Linked DNA regions of Homo sapiens: regions 2, 3 and 4 are each linked to region 1. Evidence: chromatin contacts called from ENCODE Hi-C or POLR2A ChIA-PET data. All regions are on one chromosome and are shown on one strand. Each heading gives the region's core, a stretch centred on a gene start or an enhancer-like site at or near the end of the contact. The rest is flanking DNA. Distances are from core to core; before and after follow the strand shown.

Region 1 (3,718 bases), core at 769-3,268:
AGAAGCACCCTACTGGGCTCCACAGAACTGACCTTAAGGGAATTATGACCCTAAGGCTGTAGAAAAACTCACAGTATCAACAGCAGAACCTGCCAACTTCACCGCGAACAAAACGGGAGCCAATGCCCATTCCAATCATTTCCTCCTTACATGAAGAAACCCCAGCACCCTCCAAGGCCCAACCGATGATCCGCACGTCCTAGACAAGCCTTTGCGAGGCTCACATATGCACATGCAACATGGGCTGGGCTGTCTGGTAACCATGGGTACGGCTGGGCAGTCAATCACAAATTATCTTATTTGTGCCCTGTCTTCTCACCACAGCACAATGAGCTCTGCTTGACATAGTCTGAATTCAATCAACTACTAATAAGGGACAGCCTCTGGTGGAAAGCCTGAAAAAATTCAAGATACGCGCTTTTCCAAAACAAGAGGTATCTTATGAAACTTGCTGAAACAAGTCTACAAGAACAGACATCTCCTCCCCATGTACACAGCAAGTAGGAAAACAAGTGTGCATTAAGCAGGGAGTTTCACAACAGGGCTGTGTCTGTCTTCCTGGGTGACACTTCTGAGATGTCTATGCCGTATTTAAAATAGTGAAATAGTCACAGACACACATACACTAACAGCAACCCAAAGGGCCACTAAAGAGCCCTAGGCTCCAGGTAAACGAGTTGGCAACACCTGATTTAAAGGAAGGAGCTGGAATAATCTCTCAAGTTCCCCAGTGAACTTGTCTCCAGGACTGGGACAGGGGCCACCTTGGTCACTGCTGTATCCCTCGTGCTAACAGTAAGCAATGAATGCTCATTTAAAAAAAGACTGTATTTACTCCTTAAAAGGCACTGCTAAGGACCTTTCTCAGAACTGTATTTCAACCAAGTCATATGTGGCCCTACGGAAACCATGGAACACGGGGTATATAGCAAAGTTATGTGAATATACCGAAAAGACGTTCCCATCTGCCTTTCCCTCCTCTAAGTCCCTGAGTACACTAGGCTCAAATCTCATTCCATCAGCAGACAGATGACACGGATATCGAAGGCCCAGGCACAAGTTAAAGAGTATTTTCAATAACTGGTAACGCAGTAAGCTACTGCTACCTGTGGCCCAAACTCTAAACTTATATATTAAAGTCCTTTATTTAGAGCAGAAAAGCCGGCCTTGACCTCCACTGTCTCAGAACCGCGAGAAGGAGCCCCGGACGCCGCAGCGGAGGCAGCACGAGCACCCCTCCCGCCGAGCGCAAGAGCGGGCCCTTTCGGCTTCCGGGGTCACTGGAAGGCAAAATGTGTCACAAATACGGCCAGTACAAACCAACGCAACAAACTATTCCACAAAAAAACTGAAAACCAGCGCGGGGAGGTAAGGACACACTCTTCAGAAAAGCGAATCCGGGCTCTTCGCGCTTCCTGCAGCGCCAGCCGCCCCTGCAGTGCCGGAATCCCCCGAAGGCACGCCAGAAGCTAAGCCGGCCACCCCGACCGCACCCAAGGCCCGGGAGGAAGCGCCGAGGTCCCCGAGAATGCCTAGGGAAACCAGCTGCGCTTACAAGCCAGCTACGCAGCCCCCGAGCCCCGGGCCGCACTCGCCCAGGCCAGCCCTGCGCTCTTCCCCGCGAGCGGCCGCCCCGACTCCCACCCTCGGAACCGTTCCAGCCGCGACCACCGAGTGCTCGCCAGTCCCCTCGACCTCACGCAGCCCACCAGGGCCGGCGTCTGAGGCCCGCGCCCCAGGCCGCGGCGGCTCTGACCGGCCCCGCCCGCTCGCCCGCCCGCCCGCCCGCTCCTTCCCTTCCGCGGCCGCCATCTTCTCGGCGGGAGCGGCCTGTGCGGGATCCGCGGCTCTCGCCAGCCGGGCTCCGATGCCGGCCCCGCCCCGCTCCCGAGGGCGGCCCAAGCGGCGGCCGGCTCTTCTACCCGGCGCCCGGGACGCCACTTACCGCAGGCCGCAGGCCTCTAGGGTCTCGCAGCCATTTCCCCGAACGCCGCGGAGTGGGCGGACGGCCACCGAGATGGCGCGGGGCTAGAGCGGCGCCCCCGCGCGGCGGGCGGAGGACGAGACCGGCCACCGAGACGCTGCGGGGCTAGAGCGGAGCCCGGGCTGCGAAGCCCGGCCCCGGACTGCGCGCATGCGCCCGTCTTTCATACCTGCACTCCGGACGCGCCCTTCGGGTCTGCACTGACAATGACTTGCTTGCATCCTTTGTGGACACCTTATTTCCCCGACTCCAAGAGTGAAAGCTGGGGCAGTGCCCTTGCGGGGATCCCTCGGAACAGCCCGGGCAGGGCGCAGGCGGAACGTGGATGCTAGCCCCGAGGGACTGCACTCCGCCAGGATTTCGCTCTTAAGACCGATAAACCCTTCAAGTCGGTGGGGATAGAAAGCTCCTGGGCTAAATTTGTAAGAGGTGTAGGGGGGCGGGGACAGGGGATAAAAGAAGAAAAGGCCCAGGTTTTCTCTTCCAGATTGTGTTTCTCAAAACGCAGGCCCCTGACGGCCTCGGCTGGGAATGGCAGCGAGGGGCGAGGTCCAGGTGTGGGCGGGGTTTCTCTCCAACTTGAAGACCCTACCTGCTGCCTCCCCACCCCAAGCTCGGCTCCAGAAACCAGGAGCGTGGGGGTGGGGGGGAGAGAAAGGAGCACAGCGAGGAAGGGAGGCGGGCACGCTGGACCTCTAGGCCCCAGGGACCTTGGCGGTGTGGTCCCAAAGCTCTGCCTCCTCCCACCATGTCAATCCTACACTCAGAACTACTGACCAGTAGCTAGAACTCAAAGAACGCATGGACATGTTTGCCCACAGGGGTTGGAGGGAAAGATTAGACACTTACTATCAAGAGAGGGGAAAGTGAGGTATGGTAGATGTCAACCTTCCATGTGGATTTTCTTCAGTTCGCTCAATAGTAACTAGAGTGACACTCTATCACCTGTCTGTCCCCAGATACTGCAGGAAAGAGACTGGGAGGGGGCAGGAGGGGCAGCTGTTGCCTCGAGGCACCATGGGCACTGGCCACTTGCTCCGAGGGCAGGGACCTGGGGGGGGTGGAGGTGGCCCCATTACTTGTTTCTGCTTCTGTGAACAGTGATACGCTACCTGGAAGCATGGACCATCTAGCCTTTGGCGTTGGCCCTGGCCAAGAGTAAAAGGGGCCCAGAGTGCCGTAAAGCTGCCCCTAATACAGAGGCTTCTGCGATGCTTCCATGGATGAACCAGGGGCTTTGAGGCAGGTGTGCTTTTTAATAATACCGCTGAAGATTACAGGGTCTGCTAGTTTCTGAGGCAGACTTAGTTTTCTTCAAAGGAATACAACGCAGCTTGTTTTTGCTGGTGTGGCCCATTAGGACCACATTAATAGAATCTGGCAGGGATGGGCTTGACAGTCTTCCATCTTGAGTGTGATCTCAGGTTGCAAAGAGGGCTTTTTGCTCTCAGACATGGGGTAGTGGGAAGCTTAGAAGACAGACGGGGTTGAGACCACCTTTAACAAGCAGTGAGATCTTGGGCAAGCTCTCTGTTAAAGGAGGGCTCACATGCTGAGGCCCAGGTGAAGACCACATGAGGCCTCCCTACAAGAGGCTCTCTCTAAATCCAACTGGTATGGGGGAACCTCAGCCCAGTCTCTTTAGCTGAGGATCTTTAAACCAGCCACAATTTGTTTCTGCAAGACGGTGAGATTTTTAAGAGATTTTAACTCTTGGGTACAGTTTCACGCTGG
Region 2 (3,732 bases), core at 841-3,340, 1.0 Mb after region 1:
GCACGGGCCAGCTCTGGGGGCAGGTGCCCAGGACAGAGTCACGAGTGGCAAGCAGACAATAAACAACAGGCAAGATGGACAGACTGATTGCCGGGAGGATGTGGCAGGAGGCACTGGAACGGTGGTGGAGGAACCCCAGCCCTGGGGACAGACCTCCACCCGTGCACAGACCTCCAAGCTGGAGCCTGCTCTGGAACACTAAGGGCAGCAGCAGAGGTTGAAGAGGGGCAGACGCAGGAACGTTGGGGACACGCTCGGGGAACAGTGAGAAAAGCCCTAGGCTGGGGCAGAGGAAGTCCTCGATGGCACAAGCATCAGGACACAAAGTGCAAGAAATGTGCCTAAGACAAGAGGCAGTTCCAGGGCAGACCGGGGCCCCTGGAGAAGGGTGCTGCAATCTATCCTCACTGCCTGGAGCTTCCCTCCTGTCCCTTGGTAACCACACCAAAGAAAGATAACAACAGTCTCTGCCTCGTGGGACACAGCGAGGGCCACCGTGCCCAGCCCACCGTCTGTGCACAGGGCAGGCCCAGATGGCTGCTGCCACCAACCTGTGTCATCCAGGAGTGCCTTTCTCAAGAGCTCTCAGTGCTTATCTAGCGTTGGCCTGCCCCACCTCGGGTTAAATCAAAACCTCTTTGGTGGCTGGGCGCGGTGGCTCACGCCTGTAATCCCACGGAGGCCGAGGCGGGCAGATCACCTGAGGTCAGGAGTTGGAGACCAGCCTGGACAACCTGACAAAATACCTCTCTACTAAAAATACAAAAAAAAATTAGCCGGGCGTGGTGGCGCACACCTGTAATTCCAGCTACTCGGGAGGCTGAGGCAGGAGAATTGCTTGAACTGAGCTCGGGAAAGGGAGGTTGCAGTGAGCCGAGATCGAGCCACTGCACTCCAGCCTGGGCGACAGAGTGAGACTCCATCTCAAAACAAAAAAACAACGCCTCTTTGGAACCAGCAGAGGAACAGACTCAGGCCCTATTAGACTCCAGCCATGCAAAGTTCCTAGTCACTGCCCACTGGGAGGGTGTGGACCTGAAGGGACGCAGGGCCAGGGGAAAGCTCTTTCTGCTCAGCAGCTCCTGGAGAGGAGCGACCCTGTGCCGGGACACCCTTCCCCCTGCGGCATCCAGCGCAGCCCATCTCTGAGGGAGTCCTGGCTCACAGCGTTTCTGACAGGAGTCACAGCCTGAACCCAGGCAAGAGGCGCCTGAGTGGGAACAACCCCTTCCTGGGGACCCCGCGGGCTCCCCAAGGGACACTTCAGACCCGGAAGGGAGGGGCAGCGCCCAGAGCGCCCTCTTGCAGCCCCGGGCACTGCGTGGCCACCGCCCCCTGACGGCCACGGCCCCAAAGGCGCCGCGCAGGGCCCGGCTCCCAGAGGGGCCACTCGGGGTGACGAACCGGGGTGGGGGCGGGTTCCTCCCGCTGCACCCCCACAACTTCCCCACTTCATGCTCTTGCAAAGCCCCCGCAGAGGCTCGAAGGTGCCACGCGCGTGCGAGGCAATCCGAAGGCACCGTGCGCCGCAGCACCTCCAAATCCTAAGCCCTGGCCTCGCGGGTCGGGCAGGGCCACACCCCGAGCCGACAACATAGACCAACTCGCACAGTCGAGCAGGCACACAGCCCGCCGGGCGCTCGAGGCCGAGGGCCCCACCCACCGGGGGCAGAGACCAAGGTCAACGCTGGGGGTGCGCACCCGGACTCCTTCCCCGAGCCCCGAGGAGCCTGCCGGCTTGGGCCAGGTCCGTCCTCCCGGCCGCTTCAAGCCCGCGGGGTTCCACCCGGCACGTGGGAGAACGGGGCGCCGCCGCCTGGCCTCCGGGAGTGGGGGACTTGGGCTCGCGGCGGGGACGGACCACCCGCCCAGCTCGGCCGGATCTGCAGCCCCTTCCCGCTCGCCAGTGGAGTGGAGGCGAGGCCCACGCCTACCGGTCCTCGCACGCGGTCTCGCTTTTCTCAGCCTGCCGGCCTGGTGTGTCTCGGGCCGTAGGTGGCGACGTGGGCGAAGGATCAGCGTCCGCGCGGGCCGGGGGCGCAGCCATGGCGCTCGGAGGCCTCTTTGCGGGCCTGGCCGGGCGGCGCGCATGGGCCGCCGGGAGCTGGCGGGTCCCTCTCTTGCCCACCGCGGACTACAAGCCCCACAAGGCCGCGCGTCGCGGACTACAAGCCCCACAAGGCCGCGCGTCGCGGACTACAAGCCCCACAAGGCCGCGCGTCGCGGACTACAAGCCCCACAAGGCCGCGCGTCGCGGACTACAAGCCCCACAAGGCCGCGCGGCGGGCATGGGGGACCCGTAGTTCGGCAGCCTCCGCCACGTGCCTGGAGGGCCCCGCCCCCTGTTTTTCACCACAAACTGAGCCGCACAAAAACCCTGGAAAAAAATCAATAAACATTTATTTGATACAGTCATTTTAATACATACAGTGATGGCCCGTCCCCACGCCACTCGGGACCAGGGCGCGGGGCGGGGACGAGGACCGGGGACAGATGGTCACAAGGCGGGCGGGGCCCGAACTCACCGTTGAAACATCTCGCAAATAAACACTTTGTAGATAGAATATATATGTATATATATATGGTTACAAGTGATAGCTGGAACCTCTTTCAAAATGCACTTATGTACTGAGAACTGGCATTAAAAAACCCAAACCAAGAAACCCAAAGCACGGGACGCCCGGCCGCGAGGCAGGGGAAAGCCTGGGGCCCCAGACCCGGGCCTGGGGGAGCCGCCTGGGGCCCCGCCAAACGCGGCACACGGGGACGGCCCCTCCCGGGGTCAGGCTCACTGGCTCCTTCCCTTCAGCGCCACCAGGCAGGAGGGCCAACGGTCACACAGGAGGCACCCTCACCTGCCTTTGCACCAGCAAATAAAGTGCATCCCATTTTCGTGTGAGCGTCGGCCCGGTGAGTCAGCCCTTCCGGGCCCTTTCCTGTTCTCAGGGCAGGGGGCGTGCGCTGAGCCAGAGGTAGATCTGCAGAAAGGGCCCCGACTGGGCCTCGGGCAGGGCCGGCGCCCACCACACTCTGGGGGTCAGCTATGCTGGTCCCTCTCACTGAGGGCTCCTGGAGGCCTATGTGGGCCAGCGTAGGGAGTGGGCAGACCCTGCTGAGCTCCACCCAGGGCCCCACCCCTTGGGAGGAGGGCTCTGCGGACCAGCATGTGGCAGAGGGAGGGCAGAAAGGAGGGGGTCAGACCCAACAGCCACTTCTGGCAGTAGCCCCCACGCCTACCTTAAAGACAAAGGGGGTTAAAGTGCTAAACATCAAGGTATCCAGGACTCCTCTTCCCACACCAGGGATTATCTGTGGGCTTTGGGAGTGTCCCGGAAACTCACCCCCAGCAAAAACCAGACCCTCTTCTCTTCTCCCCAAGGGCCAAGTACCTGAGAGGCTGGGGCAGGCACCACACCCTGCAGGTGTTCAGGTCCACCCTCCTCCCGCCATTGGTGGCAAGGACAAAGTGCACCTAGGCCCCCGCCCAGTGCCTGCTCCCCTCCCCTCCCCTCCCCTCCCCTCATGAGGCTGCCCCAGCAGCAGCTGCCAGACCCCACCCTCCACCTCCGGCTCCTCCAGCTCCACCAGTGAAGCTCTGGGACACAGGAAGGAATGCCTCCCCCGACCCTCTGACGCTGGGTCACGCCCATCTCTGCCCCAGCCTCCATCCTCTCATCAGGCCGAGGTGTGCGTGGGTGGGGGGAGTCCGGGTCTCCACACCCACTCCCTGGC
Region 3 (3,777 bases), core at 797-3,296, 1.1 Mb after region 1:
TTTCCCCGTGCGCAGGAAAAGGTGACCCGAGCGTAGTGCCAGCCTGGACACAGGCGCCCCGGCTTGACACCCCCTCACCCCAAGCCAAGGGCGCGCTGACCCCCAAGGCCTGAGGCTGGCTGCCCCCTAAAGCAGGACAAAGGCTACGGGACCCCGTTGAGCCGAGACATCCGCCGAATACCCCCAGCCACCGCCGCTCGAAGCCCGCCGGGTCCCGCCCCGCCCCCGTGCCTCTGGGTCCCTGAGACCCCCGCCCGAGAAATCCCCGCTCCCCAATCCAGCCCCGCTCACCGTCCACATCCCGGCGCTCCCCGAAGCCCGCGCGCACGGCCCCGGCGCGGCCACGCGGGGGGCTCAGCTTGGACCTCAGCTCGGTGAACATGGGGCCCGCGGGTGCCAGGCCCGCGCACACGCCCCTCGCCGAGTGCAGGGCGGCCGGTGTGGCCGGCGGGGAACGCGCGCCGCCGCCCCGCCCCGCCCCAGCCGGCCCCGCGCCCGAGCCGGTCCCCGCGGCCCGCGAGTGTGCGCGACGAGGCACCTGCCGCCGAGCCCTGTGTGCCGGGCGCGCTCCGGGAGCTCCGAGGTGTGTCGGCGGCGCGCGGGCCTGCGTGCACCAAGGCTGTCCGCCAGGGCGAGGGGCGTCCGTGCGCCCCTGGGCACGGCTCCGCGGAGGAGAGTCCCCGTGAACCTGCCGGGCGTCCTCTGAGGTCGGGCCCCTCTGTGCGTGGGGGTGGGCTGAGGGGCATCTCACAGGGGTCTTCTACCTACCGGGGCCAGGACAAGGGGCAGGTCAACGCCTCCCACACACTTTCCTCGGTCTCCTACGTCTTTACTCGCCTTCAAATAGGCACCCGCTTCCCCGGAGAAACCAGCTTGACTCTTGCTTACCGCCCACCCCACTGTGAACATCAGGGTGGTTCTCCCTTCCCTCTGCAGCCCCAGAACCTGGCTCAGTGCCCGGGGGAGAGGGGGCGGTACAGTGCTCTGTAACTGAAAGGGGCTTGGCTTGCCTGGAGATGGGGCAGAGGGGAACTCCAAGGAGGCTGTAGCAGGCCGGAGCGGTGTGTTTGCTCCAGGACTCCAGTGAGAAGTGCTGAGATGGGGCTGGGCTAGGGAACTGTGGTTGCCTGGTGCAGCAGCAGGCCAGGCTTGCAACCAGCTATTCGGCTTGCTCTGCCCAGGAGCCTGGGTGCTCTCCCTGGGTGTATGTAGGGGCTCTGGAGGATGTCTTACAGCAGGAGGACCAGAGATGCACACAGACATGTAGAAATGCATGCACAGAGTACAGTCATGCACTTGCACCCAAAACACGAGCACACGTGACCTCTGTGCACACACCCCACTAATCACACACACAGAATTCACCCACATGCTTGACAGCCATGTTCATGTACTGACGTGTTCCCGACAGCTCAGCTGCGGTTATTTATTTCGTCAATTAGCTCTCCAGGAGCTAAGGATGTGGCCCTCACCAGAATGTCCAAGGCATGTTGGCGGGCGTGGGTGGGGTCTCTAGTCCCACTGGAGGGACAGATGCCTGAATGGGGGTTCAAGAATATGAGTGCTAAAAGCGTAGGGCAGCAGTGTGCGCACAGGACGCACACAGACAGGTGTGCCCATAACCAGTACACACAAGCTCTACACAACTGGACAGGGTACAGCTCTGCTCGGACAGGGCGCACCAGGGGCGAGGGCGGGCAGCTGGGCTGGTTCAGAGGGAGGGGGCCATGGGTTCAGAGGGAGGGGACCATGGGTCCCACTCTCACAGACAGGTCTCCGGACTGCATCAGAGCACTCGGGAAGCAGCAATGCCCCAGGCTGTTTTTAGCCCCCAGGGGCCAGTTAGGGTCCCAGTGCAAGCTCGACCTAGCTTCTTCCGCCTCTCCACGAGGAGGCGCTCCCGCGCACGCGCCTACCACGTTCCTGCCCCCTAGCCGCGGCCGGAAGTCGTCGAACCAGGACGTCGGGACTTCCGCCCAGGGAATCAAAAGTGGGCGGGGCGTGTGCGGACTGAGCGCTCTGCTTCCGGGGCGCGGGTGACGCGACGACGGCGACACTTTGCTACGGAGTGCATCGGACGTCGAAGCCTAGAGTCTCTGCGTCTTTCCCTCTTCCGCTGCCTCATTCCTTTCCTTCCTAGCCTTGGTCGTCGCCGCCACCATGAACAAGAAGAAGAAACCGTTCCTAGGGATGCCCGCGCCCCTCGGCTACGTGCCGGGGCTGGGCCGGGGGTGAGGCCTGGGGCGGCGCGCGAGGGGCGGGGACCCGGCTACAGGAGCGCAGTGCTTTGGGGCGTGTTTGGGGGCGGGGGTCTATGGCCGCGCAGTCTGAAAGACGCTTGGTGGATCGGCTTAATCCCTGCAGGAAGCAACGGGCTTTGGGGTCAGGACATACCTGTGTGTGCACCCTGCTTGCCGCCTAGATGTGACACATTGACTCTCAGCCCAGTGTTTTGGTCTGTAAGATGGGTAATGCTGTATACGGTCTGCAGTGAGGAGTAGAGGAATCTGACGTGTAGTGGAAACACGCGACCACCTTCCTCAGGTCGGGCTGACACTCCCCCCCCCCGCCCGCCCGCCCGCCCCGCCTTAAGCGTGCCTGGGTCCTCTATGCCTGCAACACAGATGACCACCGTGCGTTGCTGGATAAGTGAGCAGTCGTTATTATCCTATTTGGCTATTCATTTGATGAGGAACACTACTGGGTTTTTCTTGGTGGTGGTATTATATTGGAATCTGTGGGGCACACACAAGCTCACTAAGGAGGGTTTGCTATTACCATAAATAAGTACGTAAAGAGGACCAGATTTAGAACCCAGTGCTTAATGGAGAGTAGCATTGGAGCCAAGTTTAGTAAGAGAGCTGGACTTAGGGCTGTAGAAACGGTGACGATAGAAGAGAAACTGACATTCTGCGTGTGGGAGTTCAAAAAAAGTGAGGCAAGGAGGAAGCCCAGGGAACAGGAGGGAGTCCAGTGTGAGTGGAATGTACAGCGAATAGAATAGAGCTCAGGAGGTTGGAGGGGCCTTGAGCGTCAGGCTAGAGCTCCTGGAGACGTTAGAAAGATCATGACCCTTCAGAATTATTATTATTATTATTATTTTTTGAGACAAAGTCTTGTTCTGTCGCCCAAGCTGGAGTGCAATGGTGCGATCTCAGCTCCCTGCAATCTCTGCCCCCCGGGTTCAAGCAGTTCTCTGCCTCAGCCTCCTGAGTAGCTGGGATTATAGGTGCCCGCTACCACGCCCGGCTAATTTTTGTATTTTTAGTAGAGACAGGGTTTCACCATGTTGGCCAGGGGGGTCTTGAACTCCTGACCTCATGATCCACCCGCCTCCGTCTCCCAAAGTGCTGGGATTACAGGCGTGAGCCACCACGCCCGGCCCAGAATTTTTTACTCAGAGCTGTGTTTTGGGAAGAATCATCTGGCAGAGCATGGGTTGAAGTAGAGGAAGGCTAAAGGCAGGGAGAGGTAACTTGGTTTCCAGCTGTGATGGGAGTCATAGTCTGGGAAGGAGGGATTTTGAAAGTGGATTCATTAGTACTTGGGGACAGACAGGATGGGGAAAGTGGGAGAGGGAGGCAAAAATTACATCATGGTCCCGTGGCATCTGGGACAGCTGTTATCAGCTGAAACCCCCCAGAGCAGCTGTAAGGTGGGCACGGAAGAGCTCAGTGTGGGCCAAGTTGGGTTTAAGGGCCTGGTTGGATGTGGAGGGGGAGATGATCGAAGCCTTAGGGTGGAGAGAGATTGCCTTGGTAACATCATCAGGGTAGG
Region 4 (3,432 bases), core at 469-2,968, 1.2 Mb after region 1:
GGAGCGCCAAAGCTGTGAGTGGCCCTCATGCCACCTAAGATGCCACTTCGAATCCCAAGTCTCCTTGGGCGATGGTACAGGGGGGCCAATCAGTGCCCCGGAGGCAGTTGTGAACACCTGCGCCCACTTCTGCCCAGGGCAGGGAGGGGCCTCCGTGCACATCCGCCACCCTCCTCATGTGCCGCCACCCTCCCTGGCCAGGAAGCTCACAACTTGATTCTACTTTATTTTCTCAATCTTCATCCCCCCGCCACGCCTCCCCTAGCTCGTGGCCTTTGAATGCTTGTTTCTGGCTGGTTGGCTTCTCTTGGCCTCCTGGGACGGTGTGTGAATGGCCCTCAGAAGAGACAGTGCTGGAGTTCTGCACTCTTAGGGCCCCCAATACCCCCGAGGCCTGGGCATGCAGAGGCCACTGCCCTGGCCCAAGTCTGGGGCAGGTGCAGCATCCCCTGGGACCTTGGCCCCTCACCACCGGCCCAGTTTCCTCTGAGACTGGGGGTCCCACGGGCTCCTAGCAAGTAGATGAGGAGACCGAAAGTAGCCCTGCAGCTGGGCTTTCTTTCAGGGGTCAAGTTTCTAGGGAAAGGAAGGGGCGTGGCAACCTGAGGTTTGGTAGCTGTACCCAGACGGGGCTGTCTGTGGCTTCCCCAGGCAGCAGTTCTTCCTCCTCTCTGTCCCCACCCAGGGTCCTCCCCCACACTCTAGCACCCCTGAGACTGTCCCCCTGGGCTACCATCTCCACCCCAGCTCTGAACTGGAGGAGGGGACGTGTTTAGGGGTGCAGGGCCGGGGTGCTAGGGGCTGCATTTGCTGCAGAGCAGGGAGCCAGCCCCTTCTTTCCCAGTTGCAGGCCCTGGACCTGGTCACCTGTCCCTGGACCTGGCTTCCTGTACCCTTCTCAGGTCAACTGGGGCAACCCATGTCCCCAGGCTACCCTCCCCCCGTCTCTCCTGGGGGATACAGAGTCTCAACTAGGGTCCTCCTGCTTGTCAACCTGGCATTGGGGACCCCCTTCCCCAGCCTCCCAGGCTTTGGCCCCCAAGTCTGGGATGGGATAGGCTGGATAGGCGGCACGTCTGCTCTCTGGGGATAGAGGATCCCTTGGGAGTGGCTGCCGCTTTGCTCCACAGAAGGAAAAAGAACGTCCCAGAGCCTGCCCAGTCCAAAAAAAGAATAAGAAAATGTGACAATCCCAGAAAAAAATGTCATAACCTTTGGGAGGGGGGTTGAAGAGGGGCTCCATTCTCAGTCCTTAGCTCCTACCCAGGGCCTTTCCCATCTGCCACCCTCCACATCTGGCTGGTGGGCGAGCCCTGGCCTGGCCCCTCCAGGGAAGGCCAGCTCTCCCCACCTCTGAAATGGTGGTGGTGGCCCACCCACCACGCTCCTCTCTCTGCTGTTAGGGTCCAGTCTGGAGAAGCCTGTGTTCTCCTCCAGGTGCCTCTTTCTTCAGCCTCTGACGCCCCCACCCCTACCTCAAAGCTCCCTACTCACCAGCGACCCAAAGGCGGGGTGGGGGCAGGAGGGGCCAGGTTGGGTCTGGGCCCCACCCTGGCTGCCGAAGGGGCGTGCACTGCAGCAGCAGGGACTCAAGTCAGACGGCAGGAGGGACTCCTGCGGCGCTCTGGAGGGAGGCTAGCGCCAGGAGCCCCCGATCGGCTGGGGCCGGGGGCGCAGCGCCTCCCCTACAGCTCGAAGGGCTGAGTGGCTGCCAGATCCAGCGGGGTGGGGGCGGGGGCGGACAGGGTGTCCCGCCCCGGCCCCTCCTCACCGGGCTGAGAGGGGGAGGGAGACGCGGAAACCTGGGTTCTTCCGGCCCCCACCTTTGAGCAATCACTTCCCCAGGCTTTGAGCTCCAGAAAAAGGGGAACCCGGCTGCGGCGCCCCCTCCCCCACGCGCGGGGGGCGGGCTCCACTTCCACTGCGGCCCAGGGTCCACGTGGACCTGGCGGCGGGAGCCCTTGGGGTTCGAGTCCCGTGCGCCGGCTCCCGAAGCTCCCGCCCAGCACGGTCCCCGGGCCCGGGCCGGGAGGGGCAGGGCCGCTGTCCCCGGCGCTGCGCGCGCGCACTCACCAGCCGCGCTCCCGAGCCACTCGCGCCGCCGCCGGCCCGCGCGCTCCAAGGTCCGGCCCGACAGTCGGGGAGGGGGCGCGGGGGCGCAGTGCGCAGGCGCCTCGGCGGCACTTCCCCAAAGCCAGGGGCCGGGACTTCCTCGCGCCGGCGGTCGCCGGGCCCGCCCCGCCCGCCGCGCCCCGCCCCGCGCTCGGCCGGCTCCGCACCCCACCCGCCCCGCCCGCGCGTCGGCCCCCACAGTCGCCTGGGGGTGGCCCGGAGAGTCGAGGTGCTCATAGTGGAGCCCTGGCTCCCGGGCGGACGGAGCCGCACGGTAGTAGATGGGGGTGTGGCCGTGGCCCCCGACTCTGCTCGGCGGGGCCGTTCCTGCTTTGCCATCCGTGTGGGACTTCCACGACAGTGGAGGCACGAGAGCTGGGCCCCATATGCTGCTTGCCCAGCTTGGGAAAGAGGAGGCTGCTGCAAAGGACCGATCGGCGGGTACGCCAGCCCGGCCCACCCCTCGCCTCCGTGAGCCGCGTCTGTAAAACTGGGTTAAGAGCCGCCTGTCTGTGCTGTGGGGGGTTCCCAAGGAAGGGGGAGATTCCTGTGCTGCGGGGCTGGGGAGAACTGGGGGTGCGGGTTCTTGCATCCGGAGTCATGCCGAATGTCTCCTGTGGGGCCTGGCAGAGTCCCTGCTGACCCGTGTGTCCCAAGATGTCCTAAAGCTTAAGGCCACACTGTCCCCTTTGCCACGAACGCCCTGTCCCTTTGGCCGACTCTTCTCATCCTTTATGACTCGGTACAGACGTGGGTTAGGCTTCTCATCGCAGCATGCTTTGGCCCTGTGTCAGGGTGGCCCTGACCCTGCTCTGGAAGTGTCTGCAGAGCATCTGTGCCCCCCGCCCCTCCCCTGGCCCGGCTGTGTGCAGCTCCTGTCCTCCCCAGCACAAGCACTCCACCCGGATAGTTCCCAGTGTCGGGATCTGTTCATAAAATGCCTTCCAGTTGCACAGGTCAGGTGCACACCTTACACCTTCACAGAACTCTGAGGGGTGCAAAGGCAGCTGGAGATTCTACTTGTATTCCTCATTCAACGGACAAGTATCAGTATCTGGGTGCCCCTGTGGGCCAGGCAGTAGGACCAGAAGCCAGCAACATAGATCAGCCTGGATCTTATGCTGGGGGGCGCAGAGTGAGTTGTGGGGAGCAGGCAGGGAAGGCCTGGGTGAGAGGGGGGAGGGCTGAGGAGGGGAGGGTATTGCGCTGCTGAGCGGGGGCGGGGGCCCGAAGGGGGAGGTCAGAGGTCAGAGGGCCCTGGAGGACAGACAGGCTGCCTCTCGAAGCTGTACCCAGAACCCTGTGACTGCCATGTTGTCA

The links. Hi-C counts contacts between places; a loop is a spot of excess contacts on that map. ChIA-PET counts read pairs that join two places held with the same protein, here RNA polymerase II (POLR2A). Pooled maps may share reads with other maps.
Region 2: a pooled map shows a loop between it and region 1 (13-fold over the local background). The contact joins the promoter of UCKL1 here to the promoter of DIDO1 in region 1. A Hi-C loop is called at or near these places in 1 of 168 maps with a recorded cell type or tissue (CD4-positive, alpha-beta T cell) and 12 of 50 pooled maps. POLR2A ChIA-PET finds 5 or more read pairs at or near these places in 1 of 52 experiments (MCF 10A).
Region 3: a pooled map shows a loop between it and region 1 (4-fold over the local background). The contact joins the promoter of PRPF6 here to the promoter of DIDO1 in region 1. A Hi-C loop is called at or near these places in 1 of 168 maps with a recorded cell type or tissue (Caco-2), 1 of 37 single-sample maps with no recorded cell type and 7 of 50 pooled maps. POLR2A ChIA-PET finds 5 or more read pairs at or near these places in 1 of 52 experiments (MCF 10A).
Region 4: a loop to region 1 is called in a pooled map, with 5 times the contacts of the local background. The contact joins the promoter of RGS19 here to the promoter of DIDO1 in region 1. A Hi-C loop is called at or near these places in 2 of 37 single-sample maps with no recorded cell type and 8 of 50 pooled maps.

What each region holds. Positions count from the first base shown.
Region 1 is chr20:62,924,487-62,928,204 of GRCh38, forward strand. It overlaps DIDO1 (death inducer-obliterator 1), which reads right to left and starts at 2,019. Exons shown (of 16, transcript NM_001193369.2): 1 at 1,953-2,019. RefSeq lists enhancers at 895-1,508, 1,117-1,166, 1,509-2,122, 3,005-3,718 and silencers at 1,607-1,696, 1,767-2,206.
Region 2 is chr20:63,954,326-63,958,057 of GRCh38, forward strand. UCKL1 (uridine-cytidine kinase 1 like 1) reads right to left here and starts at 2,091. Exons shown (of 15, transcript NM_017859.4): 1 at 1,935-2,091. The coding sequence starts at 2,047. It overlaps ZNF512B (zinc finger protein 512B), which reads right to left. Exons shown (of 17, transcript NM_020713.3): 17 at 2,379-3,732. It overlaps UCKL1-AS1 (UCKL1 antisense RNA 1), which reads left to right. Exons shown (of 1, transcript NR_027287.2): 1 at 1-2,660. RefSeq lists silencers at 1,178-1,487, 1,538-1,587, 1,688-2,057, 2,648-2,857 and enhancers at 2,188-2,247, 2,277-3,164, 3,165-3,732.
Region 3 is chr20:63,979,086-63,982,862 of GRCh38, forward strand. It overlaps PRPF6 (pre-mRNA processing factor 6), which reads left to right and starts at 2,047. Exons shown (of 21, transcript NM_012469.4): 1 at 2,047-2,231. The coding sequence starts at 2,161. It overlaps SAMD10 (sterile alpha motif domain containing 10), which reads right to left and starts at 557. Exons shown (of 5, transcript NM_080621.5): 1 at 292-557. The coding sequence starts at 382. RefSeq lists enhancers at 1-5, 1-506, 1,102-1,161 and silencers at 352-671, 2,232-2,341.
Region 4 is chr20:64,077,800-64,081,231 of GRCh38, forward strand. It overlaps RGS19 (regulator of G protein signaling 19), which reads right to left and starts at 1,719. Exons shown (of 6, transcript NM_005873.3): 1 at 1,495-1,719. It overlaps OPRL1 (opioid related nociceptin receptor 1), which reads left to right and starts at 2,283. Exons shown (of 5, transcript NM_182647.4): 1 at 2,283-2,553. RefSeq lists silencers at 1,621-2,300, 2,694-2,867.